Linked DNA regions of Homo sapiens: all the other regions are linked to region 3. Evidence: chromatin loops called from intact Hi-C (ENCODE). Cell type or tissue: OCI-LY7. All regions are shown on one strand.

What was found. A loop is a pair of places that touch in the nucleus more often than their neighbours do. Peaks named below come from ENCODE experiments on the same cell type or tissue, not always from the same donor. Only the 100,000 strongest peaks of a DNase experiment are listed, where the experiment ranks them.
Region 1: a loop joins it to region 3, with 2.3 times the contacts of the local background. A loop is called at or near these places in 2 of 110 quality-filtered maps.
Region 2: it touches region 3 in a loop (2.4-fold over the local background); 4 of 110 quality-filtered maps call a loop at or near these places.

What each region holds. Positions count from the first base shown.
Region 1 is chr17:28,191,626-28,199,625 of GRCh38, forward strand. It overlaps NLK (nemo like kinase), which reads left to right. Exons shown (of 11, transcript NM_016231.5): 10 at 495-588; 11 at 2,957-4,756. The coding sequence ends at 3,011. Among named protein-coding and RNA genes, the nearest start is that of TMEM97, 120 kb to the right of the region's middle. RefSeq lists an enhancer at 1,625-1,834. In OCI-LY7, no CTCF peak of the experiment used is centred here; no DNase peak of the experiment used is centred here.
Region 2 is chr17:28,412,511-28,420,510 of GRCh38, forward strand. It overlaps LOC124903964 (a long non-coding RNA gene), which reads left to right. Exons shown (of 2, transcript XR_007065688.1): 2 at 1-1,071. It also overlaps the pseudogene H3P41. Among named protein-coding and RNA genes, the nearest start is that of SLC46A1, 10 kb to the left of the region's middle. In OCI-LY7, CTCF peaks have their summits at 4,492 (motif pointing left) and 4,694; a DNase peak (open chromatin) is centred at 4,501.
Region 3 is chr17:28,247,152-28,255,151 of GRCh38, forward strand. LOC105371712 (a long non-coding RNA gene) reads right to left here and starts at 3,674. Exons shown (of 2, transcript XR_934641.2): 1 at 3,427-3,674; 2 at 1-1,667. It also overlaps the pseudogene PPY2P. RefSeq lists a silencer at 4,224-4,273. In OCI-LY7, CTCF peaks have their summits at 4,656 (motif pointing left) and 4,864; a DNase peak (open chromatin) is centred at 4,650; H3K4me3 peaks cover 451 bases.

The DNA.
Region 1 (8,000 bases), 56 kb before region 3:
TTGTGGCAGGATCTCCTATTGGAATACAGTGGGAGTAATGACATCCAAAATTCTGAGTGATTTTAGTGTCTACTGTAGGACATTTTACAAGAGAGAGAGTAGTCCCCAAAGTAACCACCTGAAACTATACACCTAGATACCAACTGAGGTCTTTAAGTGATCTTCAAAAAGGCAATAATTGCCAGCAACTTAGAAGAGTTCACCCATAATGCCAAACCTGTGGAGTCTCTCTCAAATTTATAGGCCATTTTACTCTTCCCACTGATGGGGTTGCAGTCTGTGTAATGCCACCAGTAGGTTTCTTATATTTAGCAACAGCTGTCATTTTAGTTTTAGGAAGTTCAGCTGAATTCTGCTTGATAGATGATGTGTGTGTTTGATTTAACTAAACCAGTAGGCAGTGCTTTTCAGATGCTGGCTAGAGTTCGCTGAGAATTCACTGCTCCCGGGCTTGCAAATTGTCATGGATTGTATGATGTTTGTTTTCTCCACAGAAATTATTCATCAGTTCATTTTGGAACAGCAGAAAGGAAACAGAGTGCCTCTCTGCATCAACCCTCAGTCTGCTGCTTTTAAGAGCTTTATTAGGTAACTATATGTATGTAATTCAACATTCTTGTTAGAATTAAAAGGATGCCAGTGTTACTTCATTATTCAGCATATTTGTTTTTATTTAGATAACATAGATAAAAGGTGCAACAGAAAGTTTCTGTTATGAGGTTTGGCTTTAGTCAAAAGTGTATTAAAACTGTAAGCATCTGGGCTGGGCGCGGTAGCTCATGCCTGTAATCCCAGCACTTTGGGAAGCCAAGGCAGACAGATCACCTGAGGTCTGGAGTTCAAGACCAGCCTGACTAACATGGAGAAACCTTGTTTCTTCTAAAAATACAAAATTAGCCAGGCATGGTGGTGCATGCCTGTAACCCCAGCTACTTGGGAGGCTGAGGCAGGAGAATCACTTGAACCCGGGAGGCAGAGGTTGCGGTGAGCCGAGATCGCACCATTGCACTCCAGCCTAGGCAACAAGAGCGAAACTCCATCTCAAAAAAAAAAACAAAAAACTGTAAGCATCACATTTTACACTGGTGCCAGTTCACTGCGGTTGCTTTGGCAATTTTTTCCCCGGATGACCATTGTGCTGCCTCATCACATATATGGCAGTCCTGCTGCAGCATTAGTATGGTGGCCACCTGTCCTGGAGTTAGACGTGGTCATCTCAGTTCCCACTACCATTCTCACTCCCTAGTAATAACTGCAAGCAAGAAAATAATTTTTTTGTGTGTAGGTGGACTGCTGGTGTAGCCTATTTAGAGGAGAAGTCAAAAGGCATATGGTAGAGCTATGAACCTACATTGGAAGTTACCAGGCTTCATTCTCCTTGTCTGTCTGTCCTTTCCTTCTCTTGATTTCTTTTTCCTTAACTCCTTATATATTGATCAGGGTCTAATCGGGAGAAATAAACCACTTCCCTAGAATACAAACGGGGAAAATTCAGTAATAAGAACTGTTAACTAGGAAAGATGATCAACTGCTAAAAGGCATAAAAGAGGATTCTGAAGGCTGCTGAAGTAGCAAATGCAGAAAGCAGCCACTCCCTGTAGACTGAGGGAGAGTAAACAAGAAAGGAATTAAGAATTTAGAAGAGGTTCCTCATGTAAGGACCTCTTTGGAGAGGGTATGGCTGCCACAGGAACTGGAACACACAGCACGAGGGTGGTGCAGAAGAGGAAGTGTGCCAGAAGGTGTGGCCAGAACTGGTCCATCAAAGACTGCCTGCCAGGAGAGTTCGGGTGGACCAAAGCTGAGCCTTCCACATGACCAAAAACAGGCACAACAAACCAAGGAAGGGAGACTGCTTCCTGATGCTACAGCCTTGCAAATGCCCTTCCAGCACCCTCTGTTGACAAAAGCTAACATTAAGCTAGGTGGCAAAGGGGAACCATGAACAGGGTCTGGCTCCAGTATCACAAAGCAGGACAAAGGGTGGATTCGGATATGAGTGGTCACACAGTCTCTATCTTCCCCGCTGCCTTTCTCCTCTCCTTTTTCTCTCTTCCTGCTGCCCTTTCCCTTTAATCATATTAAAGTTGGTTGGATTTGTTGGACCACAGTCAAGATTTTATGCTTAAAATTTGCAAAATCAGGTGACTTTCATTTCTTCCATGTATTTTTCTATTGGAAGAAGGAATTAAGTTGCACTTTTACTTATCTGTGGTTTTAAATTACTTTGTTTTACTATTTTCCCCTAAGAGTCAGTGACCCAGTCAGTTAGGCAGTTTAGCAGCTTAGGTGCAAATGATCCTGGGCCTTGGGGAAACAAGGGGTTACACTTTTCCCTCTCAAGTTTATAATCTAATTAGCAATCTTAGACATAGGAAAAAGCCAATAACAGATCTAGATCACCAATGCTAAATGATTACCTATACTTCTCCATTAATACTTGATAAAAGAATGCTTATAAGGCCCATTCAAAATAGGCCACTGTATTTTGAGAGGCTACTTTTAAATGGATGATTCTACATCCCTTAAGGTTATTTTCCTGATTGATTATTGAAATTATTACTTGTAATACCTACATTTACTTTACACTTTGAAGTAGGCACTGTGGAAAATACTTCACATCTATTATCATTTATTCATCCCAGTATCCTATGAGGTAAACAGCATTATTTCTTTCCAAATGAGAAGAGATTAAGGCACTTGCTCAGGGCCATACAACTAGTAAATGACATGTGGTTTTCAAGCCTACATATTAGCCACTATACCAGATTGCCTCTCCATAGATAACAGGTCCATAAACAAGCAACTTAGAATAAATTCAACTTCAAAGAAACAAATAAAAATCCAGAAGTGGAATTAATTTTTTCAGAGGAAGAGAGGAAAACAGGAAGTAGTGAATTACCCTTTTGTCCATTGTGACATTACAACTAATTTCTCCATCTCTGTTTTCTTCCAGTTCCACTGTTGCTCAGCCATCTGAGATGCCCCCATCTCCTCTGGTGTGGGAGTGATGGTGGAAGATAATGTACTACTGAAGATGTAATGTAGCTTTCCACTGGAGTCTGGGATTTGCAATTCTGGAGGTTAATCATGCTTGTACTGTAATTTTACTAATGAAGTTTTAAATTAACAACCACTACTTGTATGATATGAATAATATTTAGAAATGTTACTAGACTTTTAATCTTGTAAAGTGGTTGTGCTTTTAGAAGAAAAATATTTTACCCAGAGTTGCACATGTTTTATGAATTTAGTGCAGCTGTTATGGCTCACCTCAGAACAAAAGAGAATTGAACCAAATTTGGGAGTTTGGGGTTTTATGTTTTGTTTTTCTTTTCTAAAATGAAGTGAGATTGTTCACACACACACACACACACACACACACACACAAACACAAAGGACAGTCATACATTTTGATATTTGAGCCATTCCTAAAGATTTGGGGTTTTCTAAAACTAAAGAATCTAGGAACCTTGCCTGCGACCAATCATGGAGCCACGTGAGCTGATCGTGGCTGCACCTGGGGGGAGGGTAGGGAGGAGGGGCATGCCACCTAATGATCAAGCCCTATAATTAGCTTCTCATTAGAGCCGTGATGGTGATGTGTGCTGTCTAAAATCCAATGTTGTGGGTAGAGAGAATGAGTTTGTGACTAGGAGAGACTAAACTTTTGTTTTCCTTACCCAGTATAAATATATATATATATATTTAATCTATTTTTATTAGAAGTTTTTCTGCTCTTTCTTACATAAAAGAACCCCAAGCATGCATCTTTCATGTGTGTAAATAATTCATTTCTGGGCTAATTTCAAAAGAATCCCAATATTGCTGTATAGAAAGAGAACTAGCTTGCACATTTTAGGTCTGTGAAATTTTGTGAGACTTTTCCTGCACTGGACAGTAAAAAAATAATAAAAGACAAAAACAAATTTAAAAAAAAATTTAAGCCACAAAAAAAGGCACATAGGGAATTATGTCAAATGTGTTTGTGTCCTTAGGCAAAGCTGTGGGAGTCTTGAAATGTCACAGTAGTAAATAACTTATTACTTTTTGACAAGTTCTTTTTTTCTGTTGGAACACTGAATTCTTCTGTGCATATGTACATATGAATACAAATCGAAGGCCTCTACCTCCTGGAGTTATACAACTTGGCTTGTTTACCTCCACATGCTGATGATGACTATTTTTTTTTTTTGAGTTCAGTGTGGAGACTTGAAACTTGAATGTCCCTTCCAACTTTTATATTAAAAATAAAAAGACAAGAAAATTGAAGATCATTTTTCACCTGTACAAGGAATACTAATGGATCGTCTTAAAATTGGTCTAGGAAAAAACCTTGGTGTGTGTTATGGACAATTAACTGTTAAAGTTATTGTAAGTTATCTGTATTTAGCAGAGTATTTTCAACTTGAGTGATCTGAGCTGAATTTGAAGACTATTAATAAGTTATGTTTGGAAGTTTTAACTTCAATGAAGTAATTATTTGCTGTGAAAGAAACAAACATTGAATTACTAAACAAAGATGGTGCAATATCTTTGTTTTTTTTTTATGAGGCTCCTGAGAATCAACCCAACTGAAGCATTTCAATTCACTTGAATGAGAAACGTGTTTAGTATCAAAAGAGCCCAAGAAGACACTGGTGTGAAAGGTACAATCTCAGAGGTTGGTCAATTACCGTGGCACACTTTCTGGTCACTTTGTACAATGTAGATTTGAAGTACAGTGGTGAAAACATTAAATGTGACATTTGAAAAAGATGTGTCATCTGTTTTATTTCAGTTTCTTTCCTTTGTTTTCTCTTCAGTACAGCTCGTATCCTGACTTTGCAAAGTTTTGAGACACTTCCTATTTATATTTCCACTTTGATCTTTGAGGAAATTGGTTGTTTTTAAAAATCTTCTCAAAAACTTTAGATTGACAAAAACATATTGAAAATTTAGTTAAATCAATATCAAAGATGTGATTTAAATATACACAATAGAGAAGTCTTTTTAGACCTTGGAGTCTCTAATCCAGTGGTTTTCAAACTTTTTTTTCTTTGAAGCAATATCTTGGAGTCCAATATATTAAATACATAAAAGTAGATTGCTCTGTATGAAGCAGACTGGTAAAGGGACTTGACACCTCCCTCCTCTTCACTTCTGCCTCCTGCCTCTAGCAGCCCAAAGGTACTTTCAGCTAAGGAAGAAGTCCCAGCCCAGTGGTGGTGTAATCAAGGCCTGAAACCAGACTGCCTGACTTCAAAATACTTTCCCTGAGGCTAGATAAAGCAACATTACTCTTGAGTTTGTAGGTGGCGTGTACTTCTCCCTATCTTTTTTATTTAGCAAAATGAATGGATTTTTTTTCCTGACATTGAGGCAGTTGACTATTCTAACTCATGTAAATTAATATAAATACATTTATTATTCATTCAACAAAATTTTGAATACTTACTAAGTATAAGAATTACTTGTCAAGAAGCCATATTAATATCACCAATGCTTAGATAAGGAAACCAGTTTTATCACTTACAAGAGAGCATTTTGAGTTAACACATATCATTTTGAAACTAAATTCTGACCGGGCATGGTGGCTTACACCTGTAATCTCAGCACTTTGGGAGGCTGAGGTGGGCAGATCACTTGAGGTCATGAGTTCAAGACCAGCCTGGCCAACATGGTGAAACCCCATCTCTACTAAAAATATAAAAATTAGCCAGGCATGGTGGCGGGCGCCTATAATCCCACCTACTCAGGAGACTACGGCAGGAAAATCGTTTGAACCCAGGAGGTGGAGGTTGCAGTGAGCTGAGATCGTGCCAGTGCACTCCAGACTGGGCAACAGAGTGAGATTCTGTCTCAAAAAAAAAAAAAAAACAGAAACTAAATTCCTTTACAGATAAGTATTTGAGAAAATATATTGACCTGCTCTTACTGGAACCTACTTAGAAAACCAAGGAGATTTGTTCCTTGTTGCTTTATTTTTGGGAATTGCAAAACTGTGGAGTCAGTGTGGACAGGTAAGTTAGGGCTATAATCACCTACAATTTGTGTGCAGTTTAAGAACATGTGGAAGATGCAGATTATCTCTTACGATGACTCATAAGGCTTAGAATTTTTGTTTTTTTTTGTCTCTCTATGGTATGTTATTTAAAATATTACTTTATATTAAAATAAGAATAGAATGCAAAATTTGAATTTTGAAATTAAGACAACTTTTAAGATATTTTCAGAAAACAAATTGAGTTTACTGTTAACAGAGCCTCACCAAAGGCAGTTCTAAAGGGGACTGACTTTACTTCAAGAAGATGACATACTTCAAGAGGAAGAAAAAGAATAACTAAAAGCAGATCTCCAAGAATGGTGAACAAAGAAATCAGTGAACACATGGGGGAAACTAAGCAAACACAGATTGCATATAATAATAATGTCTGGTTGTGGGGATGATAAATTACAGCAGCAATCTTTAAACTGGGGTACAGACACCCCTAAGGATAAATGAAGACTCCAGGAGGTACATGGCACATATGTTTGTTTGGGTCTTTTTGAGACAGAGTCTTGCTCTGTCACCCAGACTGGAGTGCAGTGGCTTGATCATAGCTCACTGCAGGCTCAACCTCCGAGGCTCAAGTGAGCCTCCCACCTCAGCCTCCCAAAATGCTGGGATTACAGATGTGAGCCATTCACCCAGCCGAGCACGTATACTTTTAAGAGAGTCAACTTCACTAACTTTTTTTTTGAGGCAGGTCTCTGTCACCCAGACTGGAGTGTAGTGGCGCAATCTCGGCTCACCACAATCTCCGCCTCCCAGGCTCAAGCGATTCTCCTGCCTCAGCCTCCCAAGTAGCTGGGATTACAGGCACATGCCACTACCACCCAGCTAATTTTTGTCTTTTTAGTAAAGATAGGGTTCCACCATGTTGGCCAGGCTGGTGTCGAACTCCTGACCTCAAATGATCCACCCACCTTGGCCTCCCAAAGTGCTGGGATTACAGGCGTGAGCCACCGTGCCTGGCCATCTTCACTATTTTTTTTTCCTCCATTCTCTTCCGGAGTTTTATTTTCACATCCCTCTTCACAGTTATTCTCCCACTTGAAAGACGAATTTCTTACACATCTTAGATATTAATGTGGTGCAATATACCTAAGTATAAAAACTTCCTGGGTTGCCAACTACAGGGACAATTTGAAACAGGTTTTGCTTATAGAGACCTCACCTCTTGCATCTCACCACTGTCAGGTAATCCATCAATCCTGAGAGAAAACCCCTGGAAAGTAAAGCAAAGAGGACACTAGGAAGAAATACTGGGACTGGTGGTATTTTATTTCATTCAGGCAGCAAATTCGTGGCACAGCTGTGTCTGTCTTAAAATTGAGAAGTCAGAAGGTTTTTGTGGAAACACATATAAAATGAATGTAGACCTTTCCCAATAGAAAGTAAATCGGTTTTGCCCATGTGGTTTGCCAGTTAGGACTTTCCAGTAGTTTATATGGTAGACGTTTTCCGCAATTAGAATGAGCCTGAATCTACAGCTACGAAGTTTTGGGGAAAATATATTTAAAGCAAAAGATTAAAAATTAACCAAAAATATTGTAGAAATACTGGCGAGGATGTGAAGAAATTGGAATCCTTGTGCATTGCTGCTGAGAACGTGAAATGGTGCAACAGCTGTGGAAAATGGTATGCCAGTTCCTCAAAAAAATTAGACACCAGGCACAGTGGTGTGTGCCTGTAATCCCAGCTATTTGGGAGGCTGAGGCAAGAGGATTGCCTGAGGCTGGGTGCAGTGGCTCACACCTATAATCCCAGAACTTTGGGAGGCCAAGGCATGCGGATCACCTGAGGTCAAGAGTTCGAGACCACCCTGGCCAAAATGGTGAAAACCCGTCTCTACTAAAAACACAAAAATTAGCCAGGCGTGGTGATGGGCGCCTATAGTTCCAGCTACTCAGAAGACTGCGGCAGGAGAATCACTTGAACCCAGGAGGTAGAGGTTGCAGTGATCCGAGGTGGTGCC
Region 2 (8,000 bases), 170 kb after region 3:
GTTCTGAGAGACAGCAAGGACACCTATTTTGTTGGGGGTACTGAAGTCATCATAGGACACCCTGAAGGAAAATGAGCCAAGGCCTCATGTTCACAAAGCGTTTCAATTTTAGACATTCAGTCCCAGAGACTCACTCCCTAAATTGGTCTTTTAGTTGGAGTGTTTAGTCCAGTTACATTTAATGTAATTACTGATGTAGTTGTGGTTAAGTCTACCATCTTGCTAAATCTTTCCTTTAATTTAAAAATCTTTTTTTTGAGATAGTGTCTCACTATGTTTCCCAGGGTGGTCTTGACCTCCTGGCCTCAAGGAATCATCCCACCTCAGCCTCTCAAAGTGCTAGGATTATAGGCATGAGCCACAACACCCAGCCTTGCCAAATCTTTTCTTCTTTTCCTACCTGTTTTGTTTCTTTACTTCTCCTCTCTTATCTTTTGGGTGAATTATATTATTTCATTTCTGCCTTCTTCCCTTATGTCAAGGATTATAACCCCTTAAGTCCTGCCTGTATTAACTCCCCACCAATGCTTTCAAAGAAAGAAGAGCATACTTTACACAGTTTTGGCCGGAGGTGGTGGTTCACACCTGTAATTCCAGCAATTTGGGAGGCGGAGGCAGGCAGATCACTTGAGGCCAGGAGTTTGAGACCAGCCTGGCCAATATGGTGAAACATTGTCTGTACTAAAAATACAAAAATTAACCAGGCTTGGTGGCACGTGCCTGTAGACCCAGCTATTTGGGAGGCTGAGGCAGGAGAATTGCTTGAACCCAGGAGGCAGACATTGCAGTGAGCCGAGATCATGCCACTGCACTCCAATCTGGGCAACAGAGAGAGACTCTGTCTCAAAAAAAAAAAGTCACACAGTTTTAACTGGTGTCCCAATTTCTATAGTTCTCTATGAATATATTTACTCATGGGGACCCATGGGGCAAGAAAATATATGTGTGTATGTATAAATATATATGTATATATTAATTCTGTAATTATGCTGTGACTAATACAGCTAAGTAGCATTATATTGTGTGTTACAACGTGTTAATTTATTAAACATAAATATTTAAAATATGCTATGAAAGCCTGTCTTGGCAAGTCTTTATTTTTAGTTTCTCTGGATTCTCAAATAAGAAAAATGGCCCAGGTCTCTTGATCTCTGGGAGACCCTGCAGGAGCGCCTCCTGGCTGACACAGTTTGGGGGTGACATAGAGGGTAATGTCTAGGGATTCCATTTGGTCTCAGGAAGGATATCTTCTGGTCAGGCCCTCCCTCCAGTCCCAGGCTCAGAAGCCCAGCTGTGAAGCCCTGGAGCACCTGACTTTTTTTTAGTGCACCAGAGAACTAAACTCAAGCAAGACGGGGGTGCAAATCAGAAGGCTCTTTTCTAACACGGGGTTTCTATTCGTAGGCTGTAATGGCCACATCACTTATCTAGGGCTGCCTATTCCCAGTGCCAGGGAAATAGAAGATGGAAGCAGGGATCGGGAAGGTGCTAGGTGAGCCGCAAATCAGAGCCAAGGGACGGAGGATGATTTGCAGTAGGGAGAGCAGGCACAAGGAAAGCCACCGCTGAGAACTGCCCTCTAGGGACTGAAGTGTTGTGGCACTTCCTTGGTGGTGTTCCTGTACCATACTTTCCTATGCTGACCATGTACATACATTCTTTTTGTAGGTCTGTCAATAGTGCTGATCAGTAATAGTTAGTTTTTAGTTAGAGAACTGCTGTGTGCCAGCCACTTTACATATATGATCTCTTATCCTCATTATAATTCAGTGAGGTAAGTATTGTGATCCCTGCTTTATAGATGAGGAATTAGGTTATGTGGCTTGCCCAAAGACACACAGCTAAAGGGTAACAGAGCTGATATTCAGCCCATGTCTGTCTGACTCCAAAGCCTCCACACTTTGTACTCTCAATAGTTCACAGACATGTGACCCAGGGGTTGGATATGGCCCACAGATGTGTTTTGTTTGATTCACACTTGTTTTCAAAAAAATAATCGGCTCACATCGTGTATTTTAAATTTTGAATTAGTTGCCAACATCTAACAATTGGAAGATTCATATGAAAAATCCAGGTTTTTGCATTCCCTTGAAAATTCAGAAATGATGGCAACATTCACATCAGGCAATACCTTGCTGAAGTTGGGAAGGGACTGTCCCCTCCCTTTAGCTGTGGGATATGTTCTCCACTTCACCACTCCCCCACTACCCACCTCCACTCATAGAGGATGCCTGGTCCTATAGGTTTTCGAGCTTGCAGCCCCTTTCCTGTGCTGTGCTGCTGCCTGGGAAGAGGATCCCAGGTTTCTTAAAGGGCGTGGACCAAGGCTTTCTGAACATAAAGCGATGGAATCACTGTGACACAACACCAAGCTACTATTCCAAGCATCTGAAAAGCATTCTGTTTTCTCCCATTTTAGGCCGATTTAATTAGCGATAAGGAACACCTTAGTGGCCAGCCCACTACAATCTGGTACTGCTATACTTTATAGCCATGCGGAGACAGTGTGAGGCTGAAGAAGTCAAGAAGTCGGCAGGGGCCAGGTGATGCCTCTAAGGAATTCAGTTTGTTGGGTGTTTTTTGTTTTTGTTTTGGTTTTGTTTTTGTTTTTGTTTTGAGATGGAGTCTCTCTCTTTCGCCCAGGCTGGAGTGCAGTGGTGTGATCTCAGCTCACTGCAACGTCTGCCTCCCAGATTCAAGCGATTTTCCTGCCTCAGCCTCCCAAGTAGCTGGGACTATGGGCGCACACCACCACACCCAGCTAATTTTTGTATTTTTAGTAAAGGCAGGGTTTCACCATGTTGGCCAGGCTGGTCTCGAACTCCTGACCTCAAGTGATCCACCCGCCTTGGCCTCCCAAAGTGCCAGGATTACAGGTGTGAGCCACCGCGCCTCACCTTCAGGAGTTCAATTTGGATCTTACTGAGATTGAGGTGCCTGTGTGATGTCCTGGTGGAGGGGGCTCCAAAGGGCAGCTCTACCCAGAGCTAACAAGGATGGGCAGCGCTAGGAGCCATCGGCATATGTGTGATAGAGCCTGGGAGTAGCAGACCACCCTGAGAGGATATGACAAGGGACAGAGAGCCTAGGCAGGGGTCAGTAAGGAGCACAACCGTTTCGGGATGAAGGGAGGAAGATGGAGCAGGCAGAGAGGAAGAAGAGAAGCAGCAGAAGGGAGCATTAAACCAAAAGGAGAGAATTGCAGATGAGAGTGGTGACATGCCAGGTACTACAGAAAGAGGTCTAGGGAAACGTTGGCAATTGAAACTCAACAGTGGTCACCCCAGAAGTTTCAGCAGGTGAGATCTTTTTTTAAAAAAAGGAAAAAAATAGAAGTCAGATCACAATGGGTTAAGTCAGGATCAATTGTACATTTAATACTGAGGAATGAAGCAAAGGTGCCTCTTGATAAGGTAATCCTTAGAGACTCCAACAAGCAAGATGCAACACATTCTGGGATGAGAGTAGCTCTTCTCTCAAAGGTGGAACTGGGGTGCACTAGGGACAGGCAGGCCTAATCTTTATGGCCAGTGCAATCTCAGGGAAGCATATCTGAGGCTGAAACCCAGTCAGGGGTAGTGAGAAGGCAAAAGGTGCAACCCCGCCCAGGCCTAGCTGGTTAGGTGGATGACAGCAGCAGACGCACTCCCCAGGTGTTAACCTGTCCAGGTAGCCAGCTACCCTCCATGGGCCCAGAATTGATTTTTTCATGTTTAACTCCGATGCTCCTAAGCCCCCTGTGGTAGGCTAAACTGGCACAGCCTCACAGCCCTGCCTCACTTGAGGCTGTCCTGTGGTGCCTTCTCCGTTTTAGCTTTTCTTTTTGTCTTTTTTTTTTTTCCCCGAGACGGAGTCTTGCTCTGTCACCCAGGCTGGAGTGCAATAGCATGATCTCAGCTCACTGCAACCTCCACCTCCTGGGTTCAAGCGATTCTCCTGCCTCAGCCTCCCGAGTAGCCGGGATTACAGGCGCTTACCACCACGCCCAGCTAATTTTTTGTATTTTTAGTAGAGACAGGGTTTCACCATGTTGGCCAGGCTGGTCTCAAACTCCTGACCTTGTGATCCGCCCGCCTCAGCCTCCCAAAGTGCTGGGATTACAGGCATGAGCCACCACACCCGGCTCACTTTAGCTTTTTTTACGCAGTTATTTTGACATTTGGCTGACATTTGCCCTTATTTCATGAGAGTGAGTGGAAAAACGGAGAACACTGGGGCCGACTCTAGTGCTGATATCTTTCAGGTAAGGATAGGAAGTCAATTATGTTTGCAGCTGCAGCCATGCCACTGTTGCTCTCTAACCCTGAGCTTCCTCTAGCTCGCCGAGCTACAGCCCAAGGAGAAGGATAAAGGAGGACTCTATACAAGGAGAAGCGAGTGAGTAAGGAGGTCTCTATACCATGGCTGATACAAAGCCAATTGCCTGAAATTGACCTGTGGTAAAGCACCCAGGGAGCTACTGACTACAAAAGCCGCTTGCAAGAGTGCGCCCTCTACTGCAGAGATGAAGAAACCCTATCCTTACAGGCTTGCCACTGTGGCACTCCGGGAACGTAGACATGCTCAGAAGTCCACCAAACCTCTGATTGCAAACTTCCCTTCCAATGTCTGGTGTGAAAAGTTGCTCAGAACTTTAAAACAGATCTGTGTTGGCCGGGCACGGTGGGCTCACGTGCCCAGAGGCACATGCACCATTACAGGTGGCTGGTGCCTGTAATCCCAGCAGTTTGGGTGGATCACTTGAGGCCAGGAGTTTGAGACCAGCCTGGCCAACATGGTGAAAGCACGTCACAACAAACAAACAAACAAAAAACAGATCTGTGCTTCCAGAGCGCAGCTATTGGTGTTTTGCAGGAGGGAAGTGAGGCCTGTCTGTTTGGCCTTTTGAAGACACCGAGTTGTGTGCAACCCATGCCAAACGTGTAACAACTATGCCAAAAGACATCCAGCTAACACACTGCCTACGTAGAGAACGTGCTTAAGAATTAACTATGATGGGAAACACTTCATTCCCAAAATATTTTTCTCTTCTTCCTATTACTGGTAATTCTGAATGTCAGGTTTTTTTTCCCATAGGGTCTTAAGTATATGATTGAGAGTAGAAAAATAAGGGAGAGAAATCAATTGGCCGTTTTCCCATTTTCATCTGTGTATGAGTTTTTAGTATAAATGCAGGGAGGTAAAGCATCAATGCAAGTCAGAATGTTTCAGTGAACAAGTTTTAGCAGTACAACTTTATAATAATTATAAATAAACCTGTTGGCCAGGCACAGTGACTCATGCCTATAATCTTAACTCTTTGGGAGGCCGGGATGGGAGGATAGCTTGAGCCCAGGAGTTCGAGAGCAGCCTGGGCAACATGGTGAAACTCTGTCTCTACAAAAATTACAAAATTAGCTGGGCATGGTGGTTTATGCCTGTAGTCCCAGCTACTCGGGAGGCCAAGGCAAGAGAATTGCTTGAGCCCACGAGGTGGAGGTTGCAGTGAGCCAAGATCACACCACTGCACTCCAGCCTGGGCAACAGAGTGAGATTCCATCTCAAAAATAAAAATAAATAATAAAAATAAATTAAAACTAATTAATTAAATACGAAGAAATGGGAATGTGAAATCTCTAACATGGTGAATTAAGGATTTTTTGAAAGTCCACCTCAGGACTACTGGTGTGAACTAGAACACAGATGAACACCAACATAGGATTCTTCTAGGAGCCCTAATTCTCGACCTTGTTTGCAGTGGTAGTTTGCTGCTGCCAGTGTCTGGTCTTCCTTTCCAAGCCTTGTACCTTGTCCCTCTCCCTCCAGAGTATTTTTTTGTTTTTTGTTTTTTTCCCAGGCTGGAGTACAGTGGTGCAATCTCAGCTCACTGCAAGCTCCGCCTCCCAGGTTCATGCCATTCTCCTGCCTCAGCCTCCCCAGTAGCTGGGACTACAGGCACCCACCATCACGCCCAGCTAATTTTTTTGTATTTTTAGTAGAGATGGGGTTTCACCATGTTAGCCAGGATGGTCTCGATCTCCTGACCTCGTGATCCACCCCCCCTTGGCCTCCCGAAGTGCTGGGATTACAGGCGTGAGCCACAGCGCCTGGCCCAGAGTCTCTTTTTTTTGGAGACGGAGTCTGGCTCTGTCGCCCAGGCTGGAGTACGGTGGCTCGATCTCTGCTCACTGCAACCTCCACCTCCCAGGTTCAAGTGATTCTCCTGCCTCAGCCTCCCAAGTAGCTGGGATTACAGGTGCCCGTCACCACGCCCGGCTAATTTTTGTACTTTTAGTAGAGACGGGGTTTCACCATATTGGTTAGGCTGGTCTCAAACTCCTGACCTTGTGATCTGCCCGCCTCAGCCTCCCTAAGTGCTGGGATTACAAGCGTGAGCCACTGCTCCCAGTCCCAGAGTCTCTTACAGTGCTTTTTTTTTCCTTTTTTCTTTTCTTTTTTTTCTTTCTTTCTTTTTTTTTTTTGAGACGGAGCCTTGCTCTGTCACCCAGGCTTGAGTACAGTGGTGCCACCTTGGCTCACTGCAACCTCCGCCTTCCAGGTTCAAACAATTCTCCTGCCTCAGCCTCCCAAGTAGCTGGGATTACAGGCGCCTGCCACCACACCCAGCTAATTTTTGTATTTTTAGGAGAGACAGGGTTTCACCATGTTGGCCAGGCTAGTCTCGAACTCCTGACCTCAAGTGATCCGCCTGCCTCGGCCTCCCAAAGTGCTGGAATTACAGGCATGAGTCACTGCGCCTGGCCTCTTACAGTGTCTTTATGGCCTAATGAAGTATAAACGTGTGGATTGTGCATCCTCAGAGAGAGGAAGATGGACCTCTCATAAAAGCACATTATGGCCAGGTGCAGTGGCTCACACCTGTAGTCCCAGCTAATTGGGAGGCCAAGGTGGAAGGATCACTTGAGGCCAAGAGTTCAAGACCAGCCCGGGCAACACAGCAAGACCTCATCTTTAACTTAAGAAAAAGTTAGCCGAGCATAGTGGTTTGTGCCTGTAGTCCCAGCTACTCAGGAGGCTGAGATGAGAGGACCACTTGAGCCTGGGGAAGTGAAGTCGAGGCCACAGTGAGCCATGATCACACCACTGCGCTCCAGCCCGAGTGACAGAGAGACCCTGTTTCCAAAAAAAAAAAAAAAAAAGCGAGGAGCGCCTCTGCCCGGCCAGCCACCACATAGTCTGGGAAGTGAGGAGCGCCTCTCCCCGGCGGCCCAACAGCTTGGGAAGTGAGGAGTGCCTCTGCCTGGCCACCCCACCATCTGGGAAGTGAGGAGCGCCTCTGCGTGCAACCCTCCAAGTGTGAAGTGGCAGCCTTGTGTGTGGTCTTTCTGCCCTCCCCAAGTTTGCATTTTCGACATTAAAGTTTACTTTTAAATTAAAAAAAAAGTTCACTATGTCAGACGCTCTAAAAATGAACAACAGTGAACAAATACTCTGTCCTCGTTTTTCTTTTTGAATGTGTGTATCTGAATCTCCATTCAAATATATACTTTACCTGTTTGCTATTATAGACTTGAATCACTCTCCAGATGTGTAAGAATGTTAGTTGTGAGTGCAAGGATCACTCACAATCTGCCCTGGGGATCCTACAGGTTATGTGGCGAGAGCGGGCTGATCCCTATGAAATAAAGAGAACCGTAAAAACGGATGTGAGCAGTTATCCAGCTTCTGGATAGTGGAATATCCTCTCACTTTTCCCTGTATACATATTTTAGGAAACTGCAAGTCATATTACAAAAAAGAATTAACAACAAAGAAATATAAGTGACCCAAATGCAGCAAGAATAATAGCAGTAGCTAATGGTTAATGAGTATTTATGGAGTAAACATTGAAATATCTCAACTTATCCTTATAAAACCTTACATTCCCTATTTATAGAGGGGATACAGAGGCTTACAGAGATTGAGGGACTTATCAAGGGTACTGTGGCTAATTAAGAGTCAAAGACAGGACTGGAACCCCAGTCAGTCTGCATGGAAAGCCAGACTTCTCGCTCCTGCCC
Region 3 (8,000 bases):
ATGTGTCTCCAGGACTCATGTCTCCATTTTCTCTGCTACACTTCTCTAACTTGCGAGGCCCTGGCTGCTGGGCTGCTCACAGGACAGGCTGTCCGTGCCTCCAGCACACTGTCTAGGAGGTGGAGTGGTCAGCTCGGAGTGGCCCTTTTCTCTGCCCTCTCGTCCCCAGGCTTGGAGAAATGGATGATGGGCTAAACGGCTGGGTAGATGGGCCCTGCTTCCGGGGCATAGGAAAATCTTCAGCATGGGCTCTTCCACCTCCACCTCCACCTCCCCTCTGCTAGCTCCTCAGATGGCTGCCGCATGCCGCTGCCTCTCCCTCCTGCTCCTGTCCACCTGTGTGGCTCTGTTGCTGTAGCCACTGCTGGGTGCCCGGGGAGCCCCGTTGGAGCCATTGTACCCAGGGGACAATACCACACCGGAGCAGATGGCCCAGTACACAGCTGAGCTCCGTAGATACATCAACATGCTGACCAAGCCTAGGCATGTGCCATGGACAAGGAGAGAGATCCCAGCCCCTGGGACCCTGGGCCCACTCCACATTCCTGGCCACACCCTATCCCCAGCCCAAGCCCCATCTCCAGCCCCAGTCCCAGCCCCTTCCAGGCCACTCTTGGGGAAACAGAGCATCTGTGCTGACCAGGCCTGGGCCCATGTGCCCTGGGCAAGAGGGTGCCTACAGGCGGATATGAAACCGGTGGGCTGGCACCTGGGCACAGTGCTTCCAGGTATGGAGAAAGAGACAAAGAGGACACGCTGGCCTTCTCAGAGTGGGGTCTTCCCATGCTGCTGCCCCCAGGTGAGTTCGACTCCCTACCCTGTCTGTCCAGCTCCCTGGGGGTGAAATGGGGATGGTGGGACTGAATCAGGGTTTGAAAAGGTGTGGTGGGGGGTGGAAGAGGGAGAACAGGAGCCCAGGGCTGGCCTGAGGCCTCCTGACGCACGAGGCCTGCCCCCCACACTGCCATGTTCCACTCTGTCCTCACAGAGAGCTCAGCCCGCTGGACTTGTAACACTACCTCCCGCCCCCTACCACTCCACGGGCAGTGCCAGCCCAGCTCTCCCCTCCACACTGTTGGCTCTGGCCGAAGCTCACTCCCTGTTCCTGCACAGGCTCAATAAAGCAAGTCAAAGCACAGCTTATCTCTGTGTCTCTGTGGACCCCTGGTGGGGGGCAGCAGGAAGAGCCAAATGCATGGAAAGGGGAGGGCAGGGCGGACGCAACAGGGAAAGCAGGCTGTGCTTGTAAATCATCCAGAACGTCCATGAGGTCATCAGTCACTCAGCTCATCCTCTCCACAGAGGGACAAGTTGTGGCCAGAGGAAGGCAGGGACTCCTCTGTGGTCATTCGGCAATCGGTGAAGTGGCAGTCTTGAGCTTGAATCTTCCCAGTTCAGCACCTGTAGACCCTCCCAACCCAGCCCCATGACAACCCTGCCCCAAGTGCACCAGTGCGTTCCTGTGGCTGAGGCAGCAGGAGCACCAAAAGGTATACTAAAGCATCCTTGGCATGGGGGCAGGGGCATCAGCCCAGCATGGAGGCACAATTCTGGTGCTATGGCAGTCATGGCTGCATCCAGGGGCCTGAGCTGCCGTCCAGAAATTTGGAGAGAATGGGCTGTCCGGAGAGGTAGTGAAATCCTGGGCGCAGGAGGTATTCAAGCTGCTGTGGAAAGGGAGGAGGCTAGATTAGCTGAGAGTTCCAGCCACTGCCATGAATCCAATCTGTGGATTCCACACTCCAGCTCTGGGAGGGCAAAGACCTGGATCCTGCCCCAAGGAGGACTGCCCGGAGTCCCAGTGCACCTGTCTCTTCCTGGCCCTTCTCAGTCATCCTGAATAGGTGGGGACAGAGCGCGCATGTGTGCGTATGTGTAAAGGGGAGAAGTGAGGAAACTAGAATGTGTCTGGTTCCTAGAATGGCTTCTCCTGCCTCCCCCACATGCTTGGCCTGAAGGGATGGGGTTATGGGTTTGGAGGATGAGGGGTCCACTTTCCTGAGCTCAGCACCTTGCACAGACCCCATGGAAGTGACTCCACAATTGTGTTTCCCCTCAAGTCCTGACTCAATCTGGTGTGTGCAAATGACCTGGAAGTAGAACCAGGTCCTAAAAGGCAAAGAGCTTTAAGAGGGTGCAGCTGCTTGGCTCAGATTGATTTTTTGTTTTTGGAGACAGGTGTTGCTCTGTCACCCAGGCTGGAGTGCAGTGGCATGAGCACAGCTCACCGTAGCCTTGACCTCCTGGACTCAAGCGATCCTCCTGCCTCAGCCTCTGAAGTAGCTGAAACTACAGGCACATGCCACCATGTCCAGCTAATTTTTTTATTTTTGTACAGACAGGGTCTTGGTATGTTGCCCAGCCTGGTCTCAAACTCCTGAGCTCAAATAATCTGCTCACCTCAGCCTCCCAAAGTGCTCCGGATTACAGGTGTGAGCCACCATGCCCAACCTCAGGTTGATTCTTAAATCCAAGGGGTGTCTGGATAGAGAGATGGCTTCAGCAAGAGAACAGTTTGAGTCTGAATAAGGGAGCCTGAAGTCCCAGCATTTTATCTGGCAGCTTAAGGGGATGGGGTGAGAATGGGGAGAGGTGTGGATACTTCCTAGAGCCAGGAGTTCGCAACCTGGAGACATACCTGGGTCTGAGAGTAGGATCAGGGCAAGGGGCTCTGCCCCCACCAAGCCTCTCTCATGGCCAAGGGAGCCCCCAGAAGAGAGAGAGCCACCCTCACGCCCAGCTTCTCAGGGACAGGCCCTGGCCAGGTCCACCCCTTCCCCCGCTCTGCTCACCCTAGAAGAGCTTAGAAGTTCAGGAGGCAAAGGCGGCCCCCTATACTCTGCACGGTAAGGGGCAAAGGCACCTCTTTTTGTTGCTGTGCCAACTCTGACAGCCCAAGCTGGGCTGTTTGGTAGAAACTTGGGTGAGGTGGGACTGGGGGTGTGTCTAGCTGAAGCTCTCCTTTGAGGTTCCCACTTCTCTCACCTCTGCCCTCCCTCTGCGTTGGAGTCTCCCCTACGCTAGTGGTGGTGTGTGGGGTGAGGTGGGGGAAGGTTGCTGGGGGAGTGAGGGGAGGACCCTTCCACCCAGCAGCTGAGGTTTTTTCTCCCACAGCAGGAACTCCAGGGTTCCCCCTCCCCATCGAAGGACTGGTCCCTCCCCGGCCCACAGAAGTCACTGAATCAACAGAGATTTGTCTTTGTTGTTTTCGCTGAGGGGGATGAGGAAGGGTTGAGGCCCCTCTCAATATAAAAGGGTTGGTGGAGGGCCAGGCGTCTGGAGGCCAAGCCCCAGCCTGGAGAAGGAAGCCCCAGGGCGCCAGTATCTCCCCGCACGCCCACCCCCGAGGGCTTCCTCTCGCTCCCACCCAAGCTGCCCCCAGTCCCGAGGCCCTTAGTTCGGTGCCGACCGTACAGGCTGTCCTACCTGGGGCCCCAGGAGGTTGGTGGTCGGGGTTCCGAGGTGTTCAGCCACTGGGGTTTCGTGGTGGTCCATGGAGGGGGTTTCGTGGCTTTCGGTGGGGAGGTGTTCGTGGCGTTTGCAATTTTCTTGTGGTTTTTAGATTTCTTTGTGCTGAGAACACGTCTTTGCAGCGGTCATGAGGCTGCTCCCAGAGCCCAGCTTGGGCCGCGATGCGCGTGGGGGTGCCCGGCGGCGTCCGTGTCCCCCCGCACCCTCCGTCGTCCTCCCTCCCAACCTCGCGCCCTCCGCCGGATCACCTGCTGTTGAAGAGCCTCCCCACGTACTTCTTTTTTTTTTTTTTTTTTGAGACGGAGTCTCGCTCTGTCGCCCAGGCCGGACTGCGGACTGCAGTGGCGCAATCTCGGCTCACTGCAAGCTCCGCTTCCCGGGTTCACGCCATTCTCCTGCCTCAGCCTCCCGAGTAGCTGGGACTACAGGCGCCCGCCACCGCGCCCGGCTAATTTTTTGTATTTTTAGTAGAGACAGGGTTTCACCTTGTTAGCCAGGATGGTCTCGATCTCCTGACCTCATGATCCACCCGCCTCGGCCTCCTAAAGTGCTGGGATTACAGGCGTGAGCCACCGCGCCCGGCCCCCACGTACTTCTTGATCGAGCCTAAATTCAGCCAGCTGGCGGCCCTGGACTGCTGCGGCACCTGCAGCCCCTCGCCCAGGGCGCCCTCCGGCGGCAGCAGCACCCACACGAGGCCGGCCACGACCAGAGCGCATGAGCAGCGCAGAGCCCGCGTCTGGAGGGGGCAGGGCGGACAGAGCCGCGGGCGGTCACGTGACCCCACGGCTGGGGTCGGCGCGATCCCTGACGGTAGCTTGCGGGTGTTCCGCGCCGTGGGCAGCCTGGCGTGCAGGGGCGCTCAGCCGAGGGACGTGGCTATTTCTGGGACACACACCAGTGCACGGACGCCCTAAGGGACATCCTGGTGCCCAGGGGAATGGTGCACACCTGGACATGCCCGGTGATGCACGCAGAAAGCATCGAGGTAAAAATGAACGGGGAGACACCTCTAAGGTGTACGCACGAGGACGGCATAAAACCATTGGTCAGCTCCCTAATCTCACCGACCTCTCTCCCGCAAATTCCTTATCGCCCTCCTTTCTCCCTGCCCTTCCCTCAAAGTGTCAGTCAGGTTGTCCTCAGCCCAGAAGACTCTTCCTCCAGACATCCTCATGGCCGGCTCTGTCGCCCCCTGGAGGCATTAGCTCAAAATCCACCTTTTAAATGGGTCTTATCCTGACACCCCTGTTTAAAATTGCAACCCGGCAGCGTGCGGTAGATGACGCCTGTAATCCCAGCACTTTGGGAGGCCAAGGCGGGCGGATCACTTGAGCCCATGAGTTCGAGACCAGTGTGGGCAAAAGACAGAGAGCCCTGTCTCAACAATTTAAAAAATAAATTTAAAAAAATTGCAACTCAACCCTTCATCTTGCTTTTTCTTGCTCTATTTTTGCACTTTCTTTTTTCTTCTTCTTCTTTTTTTTTTTTTTTAGACAAGGTCTTGCTTTGTTGCCCAGGCTGCAGTATAGTGTAGGGATCATGGCTCACGGCAGCCTCAAACTCCTGGGCTCAGGCCATCCTCTTGCTTCAGCCTCCCAAGTAGCTAGGTCTACAGGTGCACACAACCATGCCCAGCTAAATTTTAATTTTTTGTAGAAATGGAGTCTTGCTAGGTGGCCCAGGCTGGTCTCAAACTCCTGGCCTCAAGCGATCTTCCTGCCTTGCCTCCCAAAGTGCTGGGATTACAGGTATGAGCTGCCACACCTGGCCTGCACTTTCTAACTTATATATTCTATATTTATTATATTTATGTCCGATCCCTTCCCAGCGGCATCTCCTCCCTCAGTGTAGGCGTCATTAATTGCAGCTGGGCTCTTTGCTTATTTTGTCTATTGATGGATCACAAGCACCTAGAACAGTGCCTGGCACTTAGCAGATACTCAATAATACATATTAAATGAATGACTAACAGTTACACACAGGAACGCCAGCCTGATGATTCACACACCCAATGCACAGAGAATTTTGTGCCTGCAACACACCATGATTCACAGACTACGATGCCCATAAACATGATGCACACCCCCAGAGCTCCTAAGCCCCTCAACCCTCTTTTAACCGGGAACTCCACTCATCCCCACCATCCCAAGCAGGGATAAGAAGCCTTAGTAGCTGTCCTGACCATCAGAATGGCAGACGAGGCTGCCCTGGCCTAACCCCTTCATGCCCTTAGTGAGCCTGAGGAGGGCCCTTGGTGTCAGCCCCCATCCCCAGGCTCCTAGAGAATACAGCTGATAGGGGGCCCAAACATTACCATGGTGCTGGGCAGGTGCAGAGGAGCACAGCAAAGCGTCTCTGGCCAGGACCTGAGTCCCTTTATATTCCTAAGGATCCATGCCCCCTTTCCCGCTAAAGTTCCACTTCCAGCGCAGCCTTCTTTTCCTCCCCCTGTGTCATGACCTGAAAGTCCGGAACAGAGAGAAGGTGGGGGTGGAAGCACATGGGCTACCAGCTGTTCTGACCAGGGCACAGTCCCTGCCAGGGGCCCAGAGGTGTGGGTGGCAGAGGCAGGGAGGCCTGGGGAATAGGGTAATGTTTTGCTCCAAGTATACAGATCCAAGGAGAAACTGGCTCTGGGGTTGAGAGGGGGCTGTGCTTTTCCCAGGGGCTACTGTCAGGGAGTTATGCTGAGACCAGATGCCCCTCCCCATCTGGCTAGATCCAAGGTGCCTCCTTTCCTTACAGGGCTGCTGTGGGGTCCCAGCACCCCTTATTCCCCTTCCCTAGGCCTGCTGCCATGGGGAAGGGGTGGGGTTATGGTTTCTGGTTTCAGGATTGCAGGCCCCACTGCACAGCTTGGAGATTTTCTCAGCCTGCCTGGCCATTTTGGAGCCCCTGAGGCATGACCTGCTAAGCCTTCTGGAGGGTGGTGGGTCTTGACTGCTTGGATGATGAACTTAGGCCTTGGCTGCCTCAGGCCACAGAGCCTCAGCTGTGTGGCCTGTCAGGTCGCCTCTACCCGTTCAATATTGCCACCTTTCTGGGGCAAGGTTGTGAAATGTGCGCCGATTCTTCGTGCCCACCCCAACCCCAGAAGGGGCACACTAGGAAGAGCAAGGGCTTCTGGGTAGGAATCCTAAATTCACTACCTCCTGGCTGTGTGACCTTGATTAAGGGACATCATCTCCCCTGAGCCTCCACATCCTCATCTGTGAAATGGAGCTGGTTAGGACTGTTGTGAAGATGGATTTGGATTATGTAGCTCAGCCTTTGGACAGCTCCTGGCACATGCTAGATGATTAACAGGCGTGAGCCCCTCCATTCATGAAAGAAACGCTTTCTCCCATCTCCACTTCTGAAAGTGTCTCATCTTCTGGCCTCTTCTCCTTATTAAAACCCGCTCCTGGCCAGGCATGGTGGCTCATGCCTGTAATGCCAGCACTTTGGGAGGCTGAGGTAGGAGGATTACTAGAACCCAGGAGTTTGAAACTAGCCTAAGCAACATAGAGAGACCTTGTCTCTACAAAAAATTTTTTAAAAGCTAGGTGTGGCCGGGCATGGTGGCTCACGCCTATAATCCCAGCACTTTGGGAGGCCGAGGTGGGCAGATCACCTGAGGTCAGGAGTTCGAGACCAGCCTGACCAACATGGAGAAACCCAGTCTTTATTAAAAATACAAAATTAGATGGGCGTGGTGGTGCATGCCTCTAATCCCAGCTACTCGGGAGGCTGAGGCAGGAAAATCTCTTGAACTCGGGAGGCAGAGGTTGCGGTGAGCCAAGATCGTGCCATTGCACTCCAGCTTGGGCAACAAGAGCAAAACTCCATCTCAAAAAAAAAAGCTATGTGTGGGTGGCACATGCCTGTAGTCCCAGGTACTGGGGAGGCTGAGGTAGGAGGATTGCTTGAGACTGGGAAATTGAGGCTGCAGTGAACCAGGATTGCGCCACTGCACTTCCAGCCTGGGTGACAGAGCAAGACTCTGTCTCAAAACAACAACAAAAACAAACAAACAAGAAAACCCTGCTTTTGGTGGGGGTGTGAGAAACTCAATGTCAATGTCACTGAAGTTTATGGGATGGCTCAGTAGCCAAGTGAGACCAAGACTGCATTTCTATGGAGCCAATAATCTCTAGAAAAAGAAATGAGATTACCATGAAAAAATTCCATAGTACAGGGTGGGAGGAGATATCTAGGGACCAGTGTACCCTAAATACCAGTAAACAGGCTATTCCTTATTCCCATTAGTCACAGCCCAGTGCTGAACATCCCCCCGCCCCTACAAGAGCTCAAACGATGTGTCCTTTTGCAGTCTCAGCTGTCCTAACAAACCCAGGCTCTTTTGCAGGCACTGAGGGCTCTCAGCCCCTCACTCTTCTGGACTCCCTTACTAATTCCGGGAACTGTGGAGGGTTATGGGGAGGGAGGAAAGGTGGAAGAAAGGAAAGGAGGACGCTCAGAGGCTGCCTGCCAACCTCTGAGGGCAGGAGGCAGTGGTGGCAGCGCTGTGATGGGCAGGACGAGGG